3 separate regions of the Homo sapiens genome follow, and regions 2 and 3 are each linked to region 1. The links are chromatin contacts, found by Hi-C or POLR2A ChIA-PET in ENCODE. All regions are on one chromosome and are shown on one strand. The core of a region is the stretch at or near the end of the contact, and the rest is flanking DNA. Distances in the headings are between cores, read along the strand shown. Region 1 has its middle 39 kb from the start of GADD45A. Region 2 has its middle 13 kb from the start of LINC01702. Region 3 overlaps GNG12 (G protein subunit gamma 12).

What was found. Hi-C counts contacts between places; a loop is a spot of excess contacts on that map. ChIA-PET counts read pairs that join two places held with the same protein, here RNA polymerase II (POLR2A). Pooled maps may share reads with other maps.
Region 2: a loop to region 1 is called in a map of HepG2, with 3 times the contacts of the local background. The contact joins two enhancer-like sites. A Hi-C loop is called at or near these places in 1 of 168 maps with a recorded cell type or tissue (HepG2) and 4 of 50 pooled maps. POLR2A ChIA-PET finds 5 or more read pairs at or near these places in 1 of 52 experiments (GM12878).
Region 3: a loop to region 1 is called in a pooled map, with 4 times the contacts of the local background. The contact joins two enhancer-like sites. A Hi-C loop is called at or near these places in 1 of 168 maps with a recorded cell type or tissue (cardiac septum), 1 of 37 single-sample maps with no recorded cell type and 11 of 50 pooled maps. POLR2A ChIA-PET finds 5 or more read pairs at or near these places in 4 of 52 experiments (MCF 10A, OCI-LY7, activated T-cell and 1 more).

What each region holds. Positions count from the first base shown.
Region 1 is chr1:67,644,851-67,647,478 of GRCh38, forward strand. It overlaps the pseudogene HNRNPCP9. Among named protein-coding and RNA genes, the nearest start is that of GADD45A, 39 kb to the right of the region's middle. Within about 2 kb of position 1,346, at least 18 of the 41 ENCODE cell types and tissues checked have a DNase peak (open chromatin) inside an H3K27ac peak, as active enhancers do.
Region 2 is chr1:67,534,237-67,536,864 of GRCh38, forward strand. No RefSeq gene overlaps it. Among named protein-coding and RNA genes, the nearest start is that of LINC01702, 13 kb to the left of the region's middle. RefSeq lists an enhancer at 1,250-1,544. Within about 2 kb of position 1,340, at least 3 of the 41 ENCODE cell types and tissues checked have a DNase peak (open chromatin) inside an H3K27ac peak, as active enhancers do.
Region 3 is chr1:67,758,991-67,761,618 of GRCh38, forward strand. All of the region lies in intron 2 of GNG12 (G protein subunit gamma 12), which reads right to left. All of the region lies in intron 1 of LOC105378781 (a long non-coding RNA gene), which reads left to right. Among named protein-coding and RNA genes, the nearest start is that of GNG12-AS1, 72 kb to the right of the region's middle. Within about 2 kb of position 1,306, at least 21 of the 41 ENCODE cell types and tissues checked have a DNase peak (open chromatin) inside an H3K27ac peak, as active enhancers do.

The sequences.
Region 1 (2,628 bases), core at 96-2,595:
TCACTAAGCATGAGAATTTGTCTTTTCCTTTACAATTTTATTGACTTACCCAGGTTCCTTTGAGGCCCATCTCTTCCATAAACCCTCTGTGATCCCTCCAGCCTGCAGGGGTACTCCCTCTTGCAGGCCCATAGTACTTACTTAATTGATACTTAATCATATACTATCTTGAAACACTCTTCATTTCTTTATCCTAACTTGACTTTTTATATGTCTAACTATGTTGAAGGCAGACCCCATGTGTTCTTCTTTGTATCTTCCGTCACATCTAGCAACATCCAGGTACTGGGCTGCTGTTCAAAAATATCTATAAAAGAAGTCAGTGAAAGAATAAAAGAGTAAAGACAGACATCCTCACTCTCTTGATCATGGAGTGGTATTTACCTTAAATAGCACTTAAGCCAGTTGCAAATTGATGGTCTAGGTTACTATTATTATATCGCATAGATTCTCAGGTTCTACTTCAATATTTGATCCAATGTTTATCCCTATTTTTAAATTTTGGATTAAAATTACCAATTTTGGATTCATGGTATTCTTACTCACTTTACTGATGCTCTAGTTTTTTCCCCCTATATTTCTTTTACTCAGATTGCAAAGAACTTATTCTAAATCTCTTTCCATTTCTTCCTTGAAAATTCTCCCTTCTTACATTTCTGCCACCTAGGGACAAATGTACTTCAAATATTCCTTGGAACTCTGTTCTACTATCCCCTCCACTTCCCAAATGTGGTAGTCTCTGAAGGCCTGGACAGAGAGGGAAGGCCTGACCACAGTGCCTATAGTTGGTTAGTCAAAATGGAACCAAAGCTAGTGTGTGGCAGCCAAGAATTGCAGCAGCCTAAGTCCCCAGGGCATGCTGACGTACAAACATGGGAAGCCAAGGGCCTACGCCAGTTTCTAGAGGCAAACAGAAGGGATCAAAGGTCAGCAGCTCTGCAGAAGCTGGAGCAAAGTGGAAGCCAACTAGAAATGCAGCGCACCAGCATGGCACATGTATACATATGTAACTAACCTGCACAATGTGCACATGTACCCTAAAACTTAAAGTATAATTAAAAAAAAAAAAAAAAGAAATGCAGCAAAAAACTTTCCAGGCAGTTCCAAGAAGAGCATTGGAAGGGCCTCACTCTCCATTATCAGTCAGAAGCCACATGGCACATGGAAGTGTTTCCCCTGCATGCACAAAGGGAAGAATGAGAGAATGCTTCCTAGTACATCTTCTTTTCCCAGGCTCACATTTTTTATAGTTAACTTAGGCTATTTTATTTATTAAACAAAGTTAATTGCCTCCATATCCTCTGAGGACTGGGCTGCTCCAGAGTCAGCTGGCCCCTTGCCTGGCTGCCTGCACATTTGCAACTGAAGGACACCATCAGTTTGGACATGTCAAGGATGCCAGTAGGATGGTGGTTTCCCTAGGCTGTTTGCCTGCTGGAGAGCCTCTAACATGCCTGCAAGGAGGGGAAAACAGAGAGAGAGAGAAAGGCAATAAAATGTGGAAAAAAACAGATCTATATCTAGTCCTAGAACAGCAGCAATGTCCAGAGGGCAGCCAAAAGCCCAGTGAAGCAAGTAAAAGATAACAGACTGCAAGCAGCAGGCAGCAACTGACAGATTTCTCAGAGCAGGCAGGAGGTAGTCTGAGCAATTATACAGGGATAAAGCTGAGACCCACAGAGGCAATGAAAAGAGATGGAACAATGCCAACAAAGGCTTGAGGGTAAAAGGAGCATCACAGGGAAATAGGAACAAAGCTTCATGTGAGCCATTAGATACCAGATAAAGAAAGTTCCAGATCGATAAGACATATTGGGTCATCTAAGAGGAAGGGAGGATGATGGGAATGGATTTTTCAGGACAAGTGTTTTAAAAACCTTGTTTTATCTAAAAAAAATAAAGATGAGCTCAAAATGAGATCACTGGGGACTGTCACTTCAGCCCACAGCTGCCATAGTATAGGAGGGGGGGCAAGGACTTCTAGAAGTGCAAAGTCACCCCATTGACTCATTGAGGGGACTCCCTGAGGTGTTAGACATCTGTTACTGGTGGCCCTGGATTGGGCTGCTGGCTGCAGTGTAAGGGAACAATGTGGCAGGACAAAGGGAGAATTCTGGTTTCTGAATGCAGCAAGGAAGATCTTAATCTATAAGGAAAGTGGCCAGTCGCTAGGAAGACAGTCCGTCCAGGGATAGAGAGGCTCATGGCAAGGGCAGGCTCAGGGGAGGCAATTTGATTGATTTGATGGAACACTTAATGTTATCTATGTAGGTGACAGTGACTCTCCCTGTTTTTACCAGGAAATTTCTATGAGGGCATGGGTTTGTTTAGGTATGCAATACTCAGCACTCGTTTGGCACTTAGCCTCCCTCTCCTCCCTTAACCTTCTGCCACATCCTCTGGCCCATTTCCAAACCTGGATCATTTCCATGATCCCTTTTTCCCTTATCCTGGGGCCCTGAGCCCTGGCCTGCCACACGTCCACTGTGAGGCCTGGACAGCCTAGAGCCTGCTAATGATTTTTCGTCCATTTCTAAGCCCACTTGCCACAAACTTTTTTAAGTGTCTGCTCTCAAGTGAGCTTCATTTTAATAAAAAGGAGTTCCTTCTATTTCCACCCCCTCTCCT
Region 2 (2,628 bases), core at 90-2,589, 110 kb before region 1:
GTTGGCTGGGTTGGAGTGCAATGGCGTGATCTTGGCTCACCGCAACCTCCGCCTCCTGAGTTCAAGAGATTCTCCTGCCTCAGCCTCCCGAGTAGCTGGGATTATAGGCATGTGCCACCACACCCAGCTAATTTTGTATTTTTAGTAGAGATGGGGTTTCTCTATGTTGGGCAGGCTGGTCTCAAACTTCTGACCTCAGGTGATCCGCCTGTCTTGGCCTCCCAAAGTGCAGGGATTACAGGCGTGAGCCACTGTGCCTGGCCTTACCTGTTATTTTCTATACTCCTATATCATTTGCATTTTTTAAAAACAAGCACGCACTTCTTTTCCCATTAAAAAAAGAACCGTAATATTTTTTCATGACCCTGTCCCAGAAAACTCTTCTGTACTCACATGGCTAACTCAAACACTGTGGTGTACACTGCTGAGGGAGCTAGTTGTCTCTCTTTTTGAAAGAAAATTAAAAGGAAGAGGAAAGTCCATATTTATTTTCCTTTGTACTCTTGTAGAGGTCATCTAATCGGAAGTGTTCCAAGCTGCTTTAAAGCCCCTCTCCTCTTTAAAGTGGTTTACAAACATTAGCTCAGCACCCTTCAGGGCCTCATAGTGAGGCGGGCTCATATAAGAGGCTAGTGAGTCATAAGGAAGTGGCAGCTGTGGTTGCCATGTCAGTGGTCCTAATAACACCCCTAACATGTGTCTCTGGCTGTACTGTGCTCAAAGGGCTTTCTCCTGCATTATCTGGTGTAACCCTTCTATGACCCTTGGGAAGTCAGGTCAGTACTGCTATTCCTTTATTATATAACAGATGGAGAAATCTATAATATAGGTTCTGGAAAGTGAAATGATAAGCCCAAGATGGGGAGGCCAGTCAGCATGAGGGTTTCACATCACTTATATGTCAATTACTGCACAGCACAAAAGAGAGGATCACTAATGTCAAACCTCGTATAACATAACTTTGACATTGGGGAGGTAGGAGAGGGAGAAGAGCAAACAGTCTTTCTGCCTAATCTGCCCCTTTTTTTCTTTCCTCCCTTCTTTCTTTCTATCCTCCCTCCTTCATTCCCTCTCTGTTTCTACTCCATTGGGAAAAGAAGAGGTGAGGAAGAGGACCCTATTAGAGAAGTAAACAGATCATCACAATTCAGCAGCCAAGTTTTATGCAAATTTAAATTATGCCACAGATTTGAAGCAATGTGCCAAAATATATTAATCAAGTCTCATTTATATGCAAATATTGAAGAAAAGAGAAGCTTCTCACACTGTAAATTAGTCGAGTTTCTCCAGTTCAATACAGGAAGGCTGAGTGACTTGCAGGTGGTGTTCACACTTTTGCCACATGGGGACGCCACCACCGTTGGTAGCCGGACATACTGGCACTCCGTCAGGGTGGAATATGTGAGCATTGCATAACACAAAGTTTCACTCACCCTCATCACTCAGCTTGAAAGGACCATTAACACAGTTTTCTCTCCCATTAAACTAAATTCCTCAAAGGCAAGCTTAGACTTATTCTTTTAAACCCCATCTCCTAGACCAGTGTCTGACATATAGTAACTTACCATTAAGATTTTTTTCTATTAAAAGTATTCTTTTTTTCTTTTCTTTTCTTTTCTTTTTTTTAAGACAGAGTCTTACTGTGTTGCCCAGGCTGGAGTGCAGTGGCGTGATCTCGGCTCCCTGCAACTTCCGCTTCCTGGGCTCAAGCGACTCTTGTGCCTCAGCCTTCCAAAGTGCTGGGATTAGAGGTGTGAGCCACTGTGCCCAGCCTTAAAAAGTATTCTTAACACAAAAAATTTCAAATATATCCCAAAGTACAGACTATAATATAATGAATTCCCTTGTACTCATTATCCAGCTTCAACACCTACCAACTCATGGTCAATCATCTGTCCTCTATATACCCTATTTCTTAGAATCAAATACACAAATGTAAATATTTTGGTGTAAGACACTGTAAAAAAGAAAAGAAAAGGAATGTAATTGCTAGGCCTCTCTCACTGACTTTAAAATACCTGGGTGGGTGGCGGTGGGCAGAGTGGAGAGAAGGAGCATTTTTCTAGAGGTCGCAGCGTTTTGTGGAACAATTTCCTGTAATGGGAAAAATTGAGACGGGTAAGAGGAAGGAATAATGATTATTACATGCCAAGTGTTGTGCATTATTATTTAATTTCACCTTTCTGGGAGATAGAGGTATGACGTACCCATTTTAAAGATGAGGCTCAGAGATGTTGAGTGCTGTATCTTCAGCAAAGCTGGGATTGGAACCCAGCTGTGTGTGGCTTCAAGGTCTGTATTCTCCACCCTCTGATAGGACGAACTTGCAATGCATATCAAACCAAATCCACCCATGGTTTGAGGCTCTCCCTCCCGCCCATGTACCTAAATCCAGCTTCATTCATAGGGCCTTGGGGGACAAGCCCCTGAGGGTTACTCCAGCCCTTTGGAGAAGGGAGGGTTTCCATGCCCAGAGTGTCAAAGGGGAATTCAGTTTCTTATTCAACAGAGCTCATTTCCTCTTGTTGCTTGTCCTAAGAAAATGACTGCCTGGAGTCCCAGAGAATTTGTAAGTAAATTTGTAGGCCAAGAGTGGTGGCTCCCACCTGTAATCTCAACACTTTGGGA
Region 3 (2,628 bases), core at 56-2,555, 110 kb after region 1:
CAACAATTTATTGTATATTTCAAAACAGCTAAAAAAATGTGCAATGTTCCCAACACAAACAAAAGATAAATGTCTGAGGTGATGGACAGCCCAATTACCCTGATTTGATCATTATACATTGTATACATGATCAAAATACCACATGTATCCCCCAAATATGCACAACTATTATACAACAATAAAAAATGTTTTAAGAAGTTAGGGGTGAAATCCAGCACATGGAACAGCATATACATCCCACAGTACTAATGGAGGCCAGAGGGCATGTGGCTTTGGGTGGGAGGAGTGTCAAGATCTCTATGGTTCCTGCGTAGGCAGTCTTCTCTGTGTTGGCTAACTATAGTCTGAGAACTATTCACCTCAGTAAACACTGGTCAAGTGCCTAACTGCATCCAAAGTACTGTGGGAGACAATACAGTGTAGCCATTAAGAAAACGAATTCTGGAATCAGGTAGGCCTGGGTTTGTGTTCGGACTCTTTCACCCATTCCCTGTGTGACCTGCGAATATCTGTTGGCTGTAATTATTATAATCTTGGTGCACCTCAATTTCCTCATCTACAAAATGGACATAAGAACTATATGTACCTCAAAGAGTTGCTGTGAGAGTTAAATGAAATCATGCAAGTATGATGTTTTGTATAATACCTTATACATAGTAAGTGTGCAATAAATACTAGTCATTGTTATTCCTAGAAGCTTCCCCAAATTATTTTAAAAAGAAGGCACCTAGATCTAAATGACAGTCCATGTAACAAAGAAAACCCTTACTTGAGCAATTTCAGTGAAGGCCATTTTTCAACAATGCTCACTCACTTCCCTCCACTCTGGGTCCCAGTCATGTATAAAACACTCTGCTTTGTGTTGACTAAGCTCCACAGTGACATTCCAAGGAGTTCTGGTGTCCCTCCAAATATTCTAGGCTGCCCTTTTAACCTGATACTGATACCCTGTCCACTCTACTGTTTAAGGGGCTATTTAAAAATTTGGCTTTGTAAAGCAGGGAGCAAGGCAGAAAGCCTTCAAAGCTTTAGCAGTTGGCGTGGCAAGGAACAGAAAAGCAGCATTTTACAGTATCAAATACCAGAAGTAGCCCTCATAACCACTAACTTTGTAGTGCTCTTCCTTCACTGTGGCGAAGTGCTGAGCATGTTACATGCATTACATTACTGAAACCAAGGCCCTGTGACGTTCCAGTGAGTCCAAGGTGCTAGCTGGTGTGAGTACAGCTGTGGGCTCTAATCTATGCTTTGCTTCAAAGTCCACGCATGCAAATCCTGGGCAACTCCCTGAGTTTCCAAGGCAACTCAGCCAACTCATCCAGAGGTAACTAGCTTCCAATAACTGTATAAGCTCACTCCCATCATTTGGTAGGTTGGTAGGTCAATCAGTTCAATTTATTTTTATTTTTATTTATTTTTTGCTTTCTCTGATATTTGACCAACCACGACACCTAGTGGCCAGTGGAGCACAAACATGGGTTGCCCGAAAAGGCTGATGGACGGGTGATGTGTGTCTTTAGCTTTAAGACACACGTTGCTCATGACCAGGAAAAACCTGATGGATCGTGTTCAAGGCAAAGAAACCAAGGCACAGAGAAATGAAGCGACTTGCCTAAAGTCAAAGCTAATGTAGAACTGTGTGGAAATACTGAACCTTAGTGTTAGAACTCGTATTCTGATTCAGACTTGGCCTAAATTTGATCCTCAGCAAGATACTTTCTTCAGTTATTCAACAAACATTGACTGGGCACCTCCTGAGTAAGGCACTGTGCCAGATGCCGGGGACATGACAGTAAGCAAGGAGGACACGTCTCGATCCTTGCAGTCAAATAGGAGGGGAAGATAAACAGAGAATCCACAATAACAATACCAGCTAATATGTATTAAGGACTCTGCTTCAAGAGTTTCATGTACACCAACTCGCTTCATCCTTGACTTGAAACAATCCTATAATGGGGGTGCGATTATTATTCTTGCTTTGAAAATGTGCAGGAGAACATTTAAGTTGTGGGTAACAAACAGGGCTCCTATGCCTTTCTAGGTCTAAGTTTCTGAAATAAAGTTGTGCTAGATACTGGAAGATTTCTAAGACCTCTTTCCAGATCAGTTTCCCTTCACTTCTAGGATTCTGGGGTAAAGCTGGGATTAGACCTTGGTCGGTTTTCCTGACCAAGAGTCTAGTGTTCCCTCTCTATACACTGTGCTGGTCAATATTTATGAATAACAGCTGGAAGTTATTGAATGCTTACTCTGTGCCACGCCCTGAATTTCTCAGTTCAGGCAATCTTCTTCACAACCTATGAGACAGCTTTAAGATACAAATAATAACTGAGTGAAAAATCATGCTCTAAAATAGTTTAAAAGATTTCCAAGATAAACAGAGAGGCTTCCAACCTCACTCAGCTGTAGCATCCTGAATCTCTGTTCTGTCTGATTTTGTTGAATGGTGGATTTAAACCTTATGTATTGGTGTCCTCAGGCTCTCATGAAGGGAATGGATAATGGGTCCAGGCAAATGGTTCAATGATGAGTTACTGTCTAGGGAAACAGGGGGCATCTTGTTCAATAACAACATTGCTTTGGGGTAATTCTGGGTCCCTAGAAGTATCTACAAAGCCTGCAAGGTCA